2 separate regions of the Mus musculus genome follow, and region 2 is linked to region 1. The links are chromatin loops, found by intact Hi-C in ENCODE. Cell type or tissue: heart. All regions are shown on one strand. Each heading gives the region's core, and the rest is flanking DNA. Links, peaks and the distances in the headings are about the cores only.

Region 1 (5,377 bases), core at 133-5,132:
CATTTGACATTTTACTGCTAGTAGGTATGTTGGTTGTTTCTAAAGTTTTTTGTTTTTGTTTTTTTTTTAAAGATTTATTTATTTATTATGTGTAAGTACATCGTAGCTGACTTTAGACGAACCAAAAGAGGGTGTCAGATCTCATTACTGATGGGTGTGAGCCACCATGTGGTTGCTGGGATTTGAACTCAGGGCCTTTGGAAGAGCAGTCGGTTCTCTTAACCGCTGAGCCATCTCTCCAGCTCTGTTTCTTAGTTTTGATGCTGACATAAAACGCTAGGATACTTCACGAAGACTTAATTTAGGAATGGCATGGTTGTGTTTCTGGAGAAGTATGACTTTAATTTTACTAGTAAACTCAGTAACTATACTACATTCCTGCTGGCTGTGTAAAGATGTCTTTGATTTTCATTCTTGCCAACATTTGGTATTTTTAGAATTTTTGACCATCTGATTATTAGTAAATGCTTTTTATGTTTGTTGGAGTTTAAATTTTTTTTGTATTCCATTCTTTTGTTCATTTTCTTGTTAATACCATTTTGCATCTATATATGTAGTATACACATTTGTAGTAGTATATTTGTGTATATTCCAAACGTCTGCATATATATAATTTTAACCGTTTTCCGGTTTGGTATCATAAATACCTTCTCATTCTGTACTTTGTCTTTCTAGTCTCATTACAGAGTCTTTGCTGAGAGACTTTTTCAAGTCAGAAGAGTATAATTTTTCAGTTTTTTTCTTTTCAAGCTAATGGTGTTTTTGTTTTGTTTGTTTGTTTGTTTTTTGTCTTGTTTTTTGTTTTTTTTTTTGTTTTTTGGTTTTTTTTTTTTTGAGACAGGGTTTCTCTGTGTAGCCCTGGCTGTCCTGGAACTCACTTTGTAGACCAGGCTGGCCTCGAACTCAGAAATCTGCCTGCCTCTGCCTCCTGAGTGCTGGGATTAAAGGTGTGCGCCACCACACCTGGCTGCTAATGCTTATTTTTAAGGCATTCTTTCCTAAACCAATATCATGAAGGTACTCTACTTTATTTTCCAAAAGCTTTAGAATTTTACCTGTAGCAAGTCCACAGTTTGCATAGACTAAGTTTTTGTGTGTGGCATGAGGTAGGGATCCAGTCCTGTTGTTGCATTCCTGTCCTCCCACCAATCAGGATCTCTCCCTAAGGACTGTGCTGCTCTGGAGTGTTTTCTCTACTGTGTATATCCACTGCTTTCTGCAGCTTTCAATTTATCAGTCTATTCCTATCTCCCTACCATACTATCTTAATTAGAAAAGCATTAAAGTAAGTTCCTATTAGAGTAAGACAGCCCCTCATTTTTTTCAAGTCTCTAGTATATTCCTGGCCCCTAACCCATCCATGTTAGTTTTAGAAATACCTTGATTGAAGTTCAAAACAAACAAACATCAACAACAAAAGAAAAAGCCAACAAAAATCCCACAAACCATTGTGCTGTTTTTGATGCTATTGAATTTATGCGTTAATGTTGAAAAAAAATCACGATGTCTTGCTGTGTATAGTTTAACCTCTGTTTATATCTTTCCTCAGTAATGGGTTTTAGTTTTTCCTGGAAGTCTTGGGAGCACAAACTACTTCCAAGAGTCCTTGTGGTTAGGATTTCTTTCTTGATTTTGTGTAAAACCTTTAGTAGCCTTCTGAGAAAGAATCCACAGGAAGTATATTTTAGACCTTGCCTTGGAATAGCTTCTTTTTATAATACTGTGAATATCATGTGGAATTCTACTTCAAAACAAAGGTTTTCCTAAAATTTTTAAGAATGAGAATTTTTCTGATTTTGTTCCATTCATTTCTTTTGGCTTCAAGTGTTGATGTTGAAAATCTGATATCAGTTTGTTTCCCGATTCCTGTGATTTTTTTTTTTTTTTTTTCTCTTCCCAGCTTCTAGGATTTATTTTCTTTTTCGGGAATGTGAGACAGATATGTACCCCTCCCCGCCTGTCCTTCCAGTGCAGGGCTCATGCCCTTCGCTTCTGTGGCATTTTCCTGATATTATTTATCTGGCAATTTCTGCCCCTGCCCCAGTAGCTCCTGTCAGAGTTTTAAGATCCTGTCTCTAAATTCAGTGGCTACTTACTATCCTTCCTTAGTTCTCAGGTTCCTGTGACACACATGGCCACTCTTTCCTGTTTAAAGCCTTCTGTTGGATTTTATTTTCCTGTTTCTTCTGTGTTTATTTTCCAGGCTCCTTTTTCCAGCTCATAGTAAAGTGTTGAGTGTCTTAGGATTTGGATGTCTAATCCACCCCCCCCCCCCTTGCTCTGGAACTCCCCATGCTGATGAGGCTGGCTTTGAATTTACAGCAACTCCTCTGCTTCTGCCTCCTGGGTGCTAGGATTACAGACATGCTACCACCCTTAGTTTCTTTTCTCCTTGGCTTATGAGAACCTGTTTTGTCCTATGCTTTAATTACCACTTAAATGTACTTTATGTCTGCGCTCAAATACTGTTCTCAAATCACACATCCAGCTGTCCATTAGCAGTGTCTTGGCCTTTTTTTTTTTTTTTTTGAAAAAGGAAAAAAAAAAAAAGCAGGAGTTGCTGTATATCTCTGGTTGGCCTTGAACTGGCAATGTAGCCTAGGCTCCTTAGCTTCCTAAGTGCTGGGATTACAGGCTTGGTGATATAATTTTTTTTTGTGGCTGTCAGTAATTTAGAATTGAGTTGACATTTACCTTGAACAAGTCCAGAACACAAATTCCATATTGTTAGCCCCTAGTTTATTCCTGTGGTCTGTTTAGTATTTACTTACCATCTGGAGCTACTGTTTGCTTAGGCCTACACGGTTTCTGTTAAGATGGGGGAATCTCCTGTATTTATGCTTTGAACTGTACTTCTTCCTGCTTCTTCCAAATGTTGGGATTACTGACATAATGGGCCATTCCTGGCTTTCTAGAGGGTATTATTTAATTTCATTTTTCAATTAGCTTTCAAAGTAGGTTTCCCAGTGGCATTTCACACATGCTGAGTGTTGGTTGACCCTCCCTGCACCCCCCCCCCCCCCCCCCCGTTCGTGCTCCCCTCCTACTCATTTCCCCTTTCACTTCAGTAGCTTATTTACCTGATACCAAAGTGTGTATACATTTATATTTTTGATTAATTAATTTGTGTGTGTGTGTGTGTGTAGGTCCTCGTGCCATAAGACCTGTGGTGGTCAAATAACGACTTTCAGGAGTTAATTCTTCCTGGGATGGAACTCTAGTTGTCAGTTCTGCCCGATATGCCTCTACCTTCTGAGACAGCTGGCTGGTCCAAGTAAACTATACCTGATAAACAGATCTTGATTCCCATCCCCTCCCTCCCCTCCCTTCCTCCCCACCTCTCTCTGTCTTTCTCTCTCTTGCTTTTCCCCCCTACCCCCCATCTAGGTTTTTTTTTTGTCAACTGCTCTGTCTTACATGTACTACTGTGGTGGTTATTGTTGTGTTTTGGGCTTGATATCAATTTATTCTTTTGAGTAAGGTTATATTTTTGGTATATTGTGTGAGACCATTTGATGTTTTTTCTACAGTATTAACATGAAATACTGCAGTTTATAGTTGATTCTTGGTAGCATTTGGATTACTTTTACTTTTGTATATTAATAGTAAGATTAATCTATGTACATATGTGGTTTTTCTCAAGTATTTGTGTGTATATACAATTCTTCCTTGTGCGGCATGTGTGTGCTGAGGTGTGAGGGCACAAGTGTACAGAGGCTCAAGGTTCACTTGCTCTCTACTTGATTCATTTAGGCAAAGTGAGAGTCTGTCAGGTGAACACAGCTAGTCTGGCCAGCCAGCTTGCTGCAGGAACCCTGTTTACCCTTTCCTAGAGCTGGGATACAGGCAGGCTGCCATGACTACAGAGAATTTGCATATTGTTTTGGAAATCTGAGTTCAGATCCTAGTGCTTCTCTGGAAGCCCTTTAAGAACTGAGCTCTCCCCAGATAGGAGATGATTCTGTAGTCCAGACTAGCACAGAATTTGTAGCCCAGGCTGCCCTTAAATATGTAGTCTTCTGCTTCTGCTTCTCAAGTGTTGAGATTGCAGGCTTATGCCACCTTGCCTGGCAGCATAAGTATTGAGTGTGTGTGTGTGTGTGTGTGTGTGTGTGTGTGTGCACATGTATGCTTGTGCACCTTCATTCATTTGTGTTGGAGGTGTACCTGGAAATGGCTTTTCTTGCTTAGAAGTATTTTTGTGAATTTGCACCCCCACTAGTAGGATTCTAGAAGTATTCTGGTAAATTTTTGATTACTATAACCTATTGAGTATAAAGAATAGAGTATTATTTGGTTTATGATCCTGGAGTTAGGATGCCACAACATCTGCTTAACATCTGGTGAGAGCTTTTATGGTAAGAAACATCATATGGAGACAGTAAATGTGTCAAGACTTGCCTAACAGCCTAACTATTTTTCCAGTAATCTATTAACCCATCAGTGGACTCTGTTTACTGGAGCAGTTTCTGACTACACAGTGTGTGCAAGGAAACTTCTTGACCATGGCAAACTCATTTGAAGCTTGGCTATGGCAGAGCCCTAGGATCCTGGTGCTTCCTTAAGTCCCATCTCTAGGTATCATTTATGTGTGAGTTTGGGAACTAAATTCCCTGCATATGAAGTTTAACTCAGACAGTATAGTGCTTGAAAGACCAGAGTTCAATCTCTTGAGTACCTGTGTAGGCATCAATTTTTTGCAACTTACTTTTAATAAGGGTTTAACCTCTCCTCTAGCTCACGATCCAGCAGAGGTAGTGGAAGAGAAAAGTTATTAGGATATGGGGGAAGTGGACCTGTTCAGCAATAGTTCTTTGGGGTCTAGCTCCATCTTTGTTGTCAGTAGTTCAGTCCTGTAGCAAACACCAAATACAACTCAGCAGCTGCAGACCAGTCCTCTAGGCATACAGACTACACACATGAACTGGCAGCTACAGTCCAGGCCTTTCTGCAAGCAGACACCAGGTAGGAACACCAGCCTGCCTGAGGTGAGGCTGTGGAAGTGGCAAGCTGCCGCAGGAGCCTCATGAGCAGTTCTTGGACAAGTTTCTCTGTCTACTAGTGAAGATCAACAACGCTATGTAAGGTGAACCAATACATGTGTGTTGTTAGTGAAAAATAGGGAGGGGAGCAGACCAAACCAAGGCTCAGTGCTCATCTCCCACTGTCTGTAGGGTCATATTTATACTCTTTCATTAAAGATTCTTTCATGTGTTTGCTATATCCAAACATCCTTTCACCTGTGTCTGCTTCAGGAAAACATTCTTTCCCTTGTCTGCTTTAGAGTGTGTGTGTGTGCACATGTCAGTATACACTTAAATGAACTTGTGTACATACACAAATACAGAGTGCTTTATCCAGCTATTTTCTAAGTCAG
Region 2 (5,377 bases), core at 1-5,000, 50 kb before region 1:
ACATCACCCTCTGACACAGTACACTTAACTAACCAGGTCAGCTCATGCAAGGCTCAGCATCGGGGCTTTTCATGGGTTTCATGGTGTAGGTATGATGGATTCACTGGTCATATGGCCTCACCCTCTAAGATCAGGTGGATAGGGTCTCTCTTTGATTCCCAACCCTCAATTAATTGGGTATAGATAGGTCCATTCTGATAACATGCTCCATTACGATAAACTAAGGTGTGGTCCCCACCTCCAGTACAAAGACACTCCTTTTCTCAGGAAATTCCAAAGATTGAGAGACTATTGCCCAGGGCCAAGTTCAAAAGGCAAGCACATTCATTACAGGGCACCGTTTTTTGTCTTCTGTAGTTGTTAACCTCTATTTTTGTTTATTTGTTTGGTTGGTTGTTTCAGATACTCTGGCATTAAAAATTTCTAAGTTTTATGGAGTCATAAGTATCTTGTTTGGTTTTGTTTGTTTGGTTGGTTTTTGTTTTGTTGTTTTCTGGCCTTGATCTGACAGAGATCTCCTGGCTTCTGCAGCCTGTCAAACCCTGGGATTACAGGCAAACATCACCACATCTCTCTTGTCTTGTTTTTAGAGCCTCAGTGTCACGTAGACCAGGCTGGCCTTGGATGTGGCTGAGAATGGAAGACCCTGAAGTCCTGATCTGCTTCCACCTCCTGAGCGCTGGGATTACAGCTGTGTAATCCACATCTGGCTCACAAGAATTCTCTTTATGGTGACCTAAGACAGAAGCCCAAGCAAAAAAAAAAAACCTAGAGTAATGGGGTTTCCTATGCTCTTGGAATTCAACAGCATAAGAATAAGATGTTAGCTTCATCCATGAGATTTCCTCTTACAAATGAACATCTGAGACAGTCTCCCCAGAGAGGGAAAGGACCACAGGGCTGGGTCTCACTGCTTTTAACACATCATCACATCCTTTTGCCCACAGGGATGCCCCTGGGACTTGCTTGCTTCCTTACTCACAGATCTTTGAAGAAAGACTGGCATTTGGTGTGAATTAATTTCCTCCCAAGGAGATGAGCTATAAAGAACACCAGATAATTCTGGAAAATTCTGGAGGAGGCTGGCTGCCTTCCAAGTGAAAGGAAAAAAAAATCCACAGACTAAGTTCAACAGTTGGTAGGGAGCAAAGGTGTAGGAAAAGACTTCTGTACAAACGGCTTTAGAAGGTCATCCAAGCACATAAAATGGACCACATAAACCTCTTTTCATTCAAACTGGGAATATTTGATAGCCTGACTTTTTTTTTTTTTTTTTTTTTTTGACTCAAAGCTCGTTGTTCAGAAGGTCCCTGAATGGAAACTTCACAAAATTGCAAGGGGTTTAACCAAAGTTCTCACAAAACACAGTAAACTCCCAGAGGACTACCCACAGCCACCTAAATTATTCCAATCTATATATTTGTTAAACTTTCAGGTATAATAATCATATCTCTAGTAACCAATACTTTAATTTTTAAAATTGTGGCTGAGGAGATGGTTCAGTTAGTAAAACACCTGTGGCACTCGCAGAGTGGCCTAAATTCTGACCACCGGCCCTCACAGAAAAGCCCAGCTTGTCTGCATATACTTGTAACCCTGTATGGGATCAAGCAGACATGAAAAGATCTTTCAAGCTCATTGGCCAGTCAGCCTAGTGAGGTGCACCTTTAATCCCAGCACTTGGGGAGGCAGAGGCAAGTGTTCGAGGCCAGCATGGTCTACAATGAGTTTTAGGACAGCCAGGGTTACACAGAGAAACTTTATCTCAACTTGCATGCCCCTCCTCGCCTGCCCCATAAGGTGAAGGGCTGGAGAAATGGCTCAATGGTTAAGAGCACTGGCTGCTCTTCCAGAGGACCAGGGTTCAATTCCCAGAACCCATTTGGTAGCTTAAAACCATCTGTAATCCCAGTTCTGGGGAACCCCTCTTTTTCCCTCTGAGGACCCCTCCACAGACATAGTACACGACAAAACATCCAGACACACAAAATAAAAAATATGTAAAAAACAAAATTTAGAAAGTGAAAAATCGGGCTGGAGAGATGGCTCAGCGGTTAAGAGCACCGACTGCTCATCCAAAGGTCCTGAGTTCTAATCCCAGCAACCACATGGTGGCTCACAACCATCTGAACAGCTACAGGGTACTCATATACATAAAATAAATAAATAAATCTTAAAAAAAAAGTGAAAAATCGAGTAAGACACCTAAAGGTGCAAACATGAGACTCCCATGAGCATGTACTAGTATACGCACATGTGCTAAACAACGCTTTACAGTTTCCACTGGAGTTTCTCAAGGGCCCACCTACTGCAAGCAGATGCTGTCATAACTCACAAATAAGCTAGGTGACGTCCTTCCTCCCAGGAGTTTCTATTACTTCGAGATTAACTCAAACTAAAACCAACCCCCACATGTTTACTGAGAGGACACGGACACTTTGCAGAAAGTGAGTCACATAACCAGAAAGGTAAGTCCCACATTAAGACTTTGGGAGCCTGCCTATCTAGTCCACTCAAAAACAGGCTCCCAAAAGGAGCCTAGGTATTTTAAAGTATGGAATACCTTAAGCACATGTGGTTTTAGTTATGTATTTTATTGAGAAAAGCTCTTATGTAGCCCAGGCTGGCTTTGAACCCTTCATCGTCTCTATTTCCATCATCCGAGCGTTGGAATCTGGTTATGTACAGGTTGGGAGAAAGAGCTCAATGCAAAGCTCAAAGTTTGATCAACTTCAAATTCTTAGGTTGTCTTTAATTTGCACAAAAATCACAGTAATAAACTCTTTCCAAGGTTGAGGCTAGATAACTTTCAGACAGGGCTCTTTAGATGCCCTAAGCCTCCGGCTTTCTGTATCTTTGAGGGTCAGGGTGCAGCACAGGGCGTCCGTTAAGCTGACAGGCCACATACCTGGCACTTGTTGGGACTCCTTCATCTCCAGGATATCCTTGATGTAGAGTTTTGCAAAGGCTAGAAACACAGGATCCAGACCCCAAAAGAGGGGCGGGATCTCCTCTTCCCTTGGACTGGATTCACACTCCATCAAGAGGCAGGGCTGTGGCATCTGCTAACCCAGAGCCAAGACTCTACAAAAGAAAACAAAAATAAGGTTTTAGGGTGTTTAGTGTGGGTAACGGTCATCCAGAAGTCTTAGGAGGGTAACACAGGGGTTCAGGACCCTGTCAAACTTCATGCCTAGCAGATGGCAAAGTCCTTGTATGAGGCTCCTTCGGACGAAATACCAACTGAGAATCAGTTAAACACCAAATTTTCTTTTCAGACGAGGTCTCAGATAGCCCCGGCTGATCTTAATCTAGCTATGTAGTGGAGGATGGCTTTGAACTAGTGATCCTCCAGTACTGGGATTACTGGCATGTCCCATCAGACCTGGTTTATACAGTGCTGGGGATGGAACGCAGGGCTTCATGCAAGGTTTCGTGCAGGCTAGGCAAGTGCTCTCCAACAACTGAGCTACATCCCCTAAATACTAATTCTCCACTTTGAGGATAACCATACACACAGGCGTACCCCAAAAAGGAGTTTTAACGAGTGAATCCGGAGAGTAATGGAGAGAGTCCCTGTGGCCGTGGACTTTGGGGGCCCTGAAGGTGTGTCTATCCAAGCTTCGACCTTTCACCTCTGGGAAGAGCGGAGGAAAGGAAAAAGAGGCAGAAATCAGAGCAGTTTACAACTTCTCCCGAAGCAGGAGCAGCCAGCCAAGATTGCCGAACCAGTTCCGGTTGCGAGAAGGAAGCGAGCACACTCCCGCCGGCGTATTTCCTTCCCGCCACCCGCGCCTAGCTACCGCCAGCCACTCCCGCTGAGGCCACGCCCCCGACGTCCTCCTCAAGGCCACGCCCACCCCACGTATCGGTTCCGCCCACGCCGCCTTCCCGGTCTACATACACCCTGCGCAGGCTCTTGGGGGCTCTCCTAATCTCGGAGATTCCCGAGCCAGCCCGGGAATTCCTGCTGCTCAAATCCCGCCTTCCATGTCACATTTGTCACTCCGATTCCCTCAGACGGTTCCAGGAAATTGGGACGGGATCAAACTTAAATTTTCTTTTTTAAAAGTAGGGCAGGGGGTTGTCTTGACTGATTAAAGCAACAAACAACGAAATTAGGCAATGGGGTATTTTACTGTTTCTTCACAGCTGGTAATGATCCCCTGACATCGTAGGGATGCTACAGTCTCGCTTGCAGATGTTCTGCTCTAAACCTGAGGCCCCGAGAGAATGAGAGGTCTTGTCTCTAACGGAAACCACCCCTATGAGGTTTCCTCCAGGATGTTGTGCCTTTAACTCTTGAGAGACTGACAATTCTTGTATAAACCATGGCCACCTCCTTGGAGCCCTGTCTCCACTGTCTCCACCCATATAAATAAAGACGTTTTTCCCTACTCACAGGGACTCACACGCCTAGGAGAGGGCAGGTCACTCACTCCAGCGGCAAAAGAGGCAGGAGGCCAAAGAGATCATTGCTAAACTATCAGAGAAGGGCTGGGATGGAAACTGGGTGTCATTAGAACCATGGCTTTCAGTTACTGCCCTGGCCACAGAAGGAGCGGACAGTGTCTCCCAGACTCTGTGGCACAGAATGGCTGGGCCCGTGGAGTTTAAGATCTGTGTAAACCCAATCCCTCTCTACTAGAAGAGGTTCTCTCCCAAGGAAACATAGTAGGATGGATGCTTCCAATTCACCTGTCAGGTAGAGAAAGACAGGTTGGGTGACATTCTCAGGACTGCACACCTCTGCGCCAGGGTGGAGTCCAGGGACCAGTCTCCGCTGTCCTCAGAAGTTGAGGTATTTTCAGAAATGACGCTCAGAGCTCTCAGGGCTAGAGCGCTGGACTCTGGGTTTACTGCCAACCTGGGGGAGGGCCACGCCTTGTGGTATAAATAGAAGCAGACTCCCCTGATGTCATCTTTTACAGTGATGGAGGACTCTTTAGAGGGGAGTGTGCCTCTTGATCTGAGCCCCAGACCTGAGGAGTAGATGGTAACGAAGCTGAGGGTGAGCTGTAGAATTCCAGATTGAGGGGTTTGCATGGAGCTTTGTAAAGATCTCAGCCTCCCTCCTGTAGAACTCCCAGACTCCAAGCCTTCCTGGACGATCCTGAAATCTTCAACCCCGCAGGACCAGCACAACACCCTACAACATTCAAGGCCGATCGATATTTTAAAAGTCAATGCTAGGAGCCCTTTCTTTTGGCAACTTGGTGCCAAATAACAAATTTTATAGACTTTTTTTTTTTTTGACAGATAGTATCATTCTTTCCAGAAAGCTAAGGTTCCAGCAAATTCTTCGGAAAACAGCGAGTTTGAACTGTATGTCTTAAATAGGCAAACGAGTATGCTTTGTGATCTCCATCTTTACAAA

The links. Peaks named below come from ENCODE experiments on the same cell type or tissue, not always from the same donor. Only the 100,000 strongest peaks of a DNase experiment are listed, where the experiment ranks them.
Region 2: it touches region 1 in a loop (5-fold over the local background); 16 of 42 quality-filtered maps call a loop at or near these places.

The regions. Positions count from the first base shown.
Region 1 is chr19:47,583,424-47,588,800 of GRCm38, forward strand. All of the region lies in intron 1 of Slk (STE20-like kinase), which reads left to right. Among named protein-coding and RNA genes, the nearest start is that of Slk, 6.1 kb to the left of the region's middle. In heart, for the core only: no CTCF peak of the experiment used is centred there; no DNase peak of the experiment used is centred there.
Region 2 is chr19:47,533,288-47,538,664 of GRCm38, forward strand. Stn1 (STN1, CST complex subunit) reads right to left here and starts at 3,832. Exons shown (of 10, transcript NM_175360.3): 1 at 3,527-3,832; 2 at 2,909-3,084. The coding sequence starts at 3,062. In heart, for the core only: no CTCF peak of the experiment used is centred there; DNase peaks (open chromatin) are centred at 3,844 and 4,874; H3K4me3 peaks cover 2,197 bases; H3K27ac peaks cover 2,151 bases.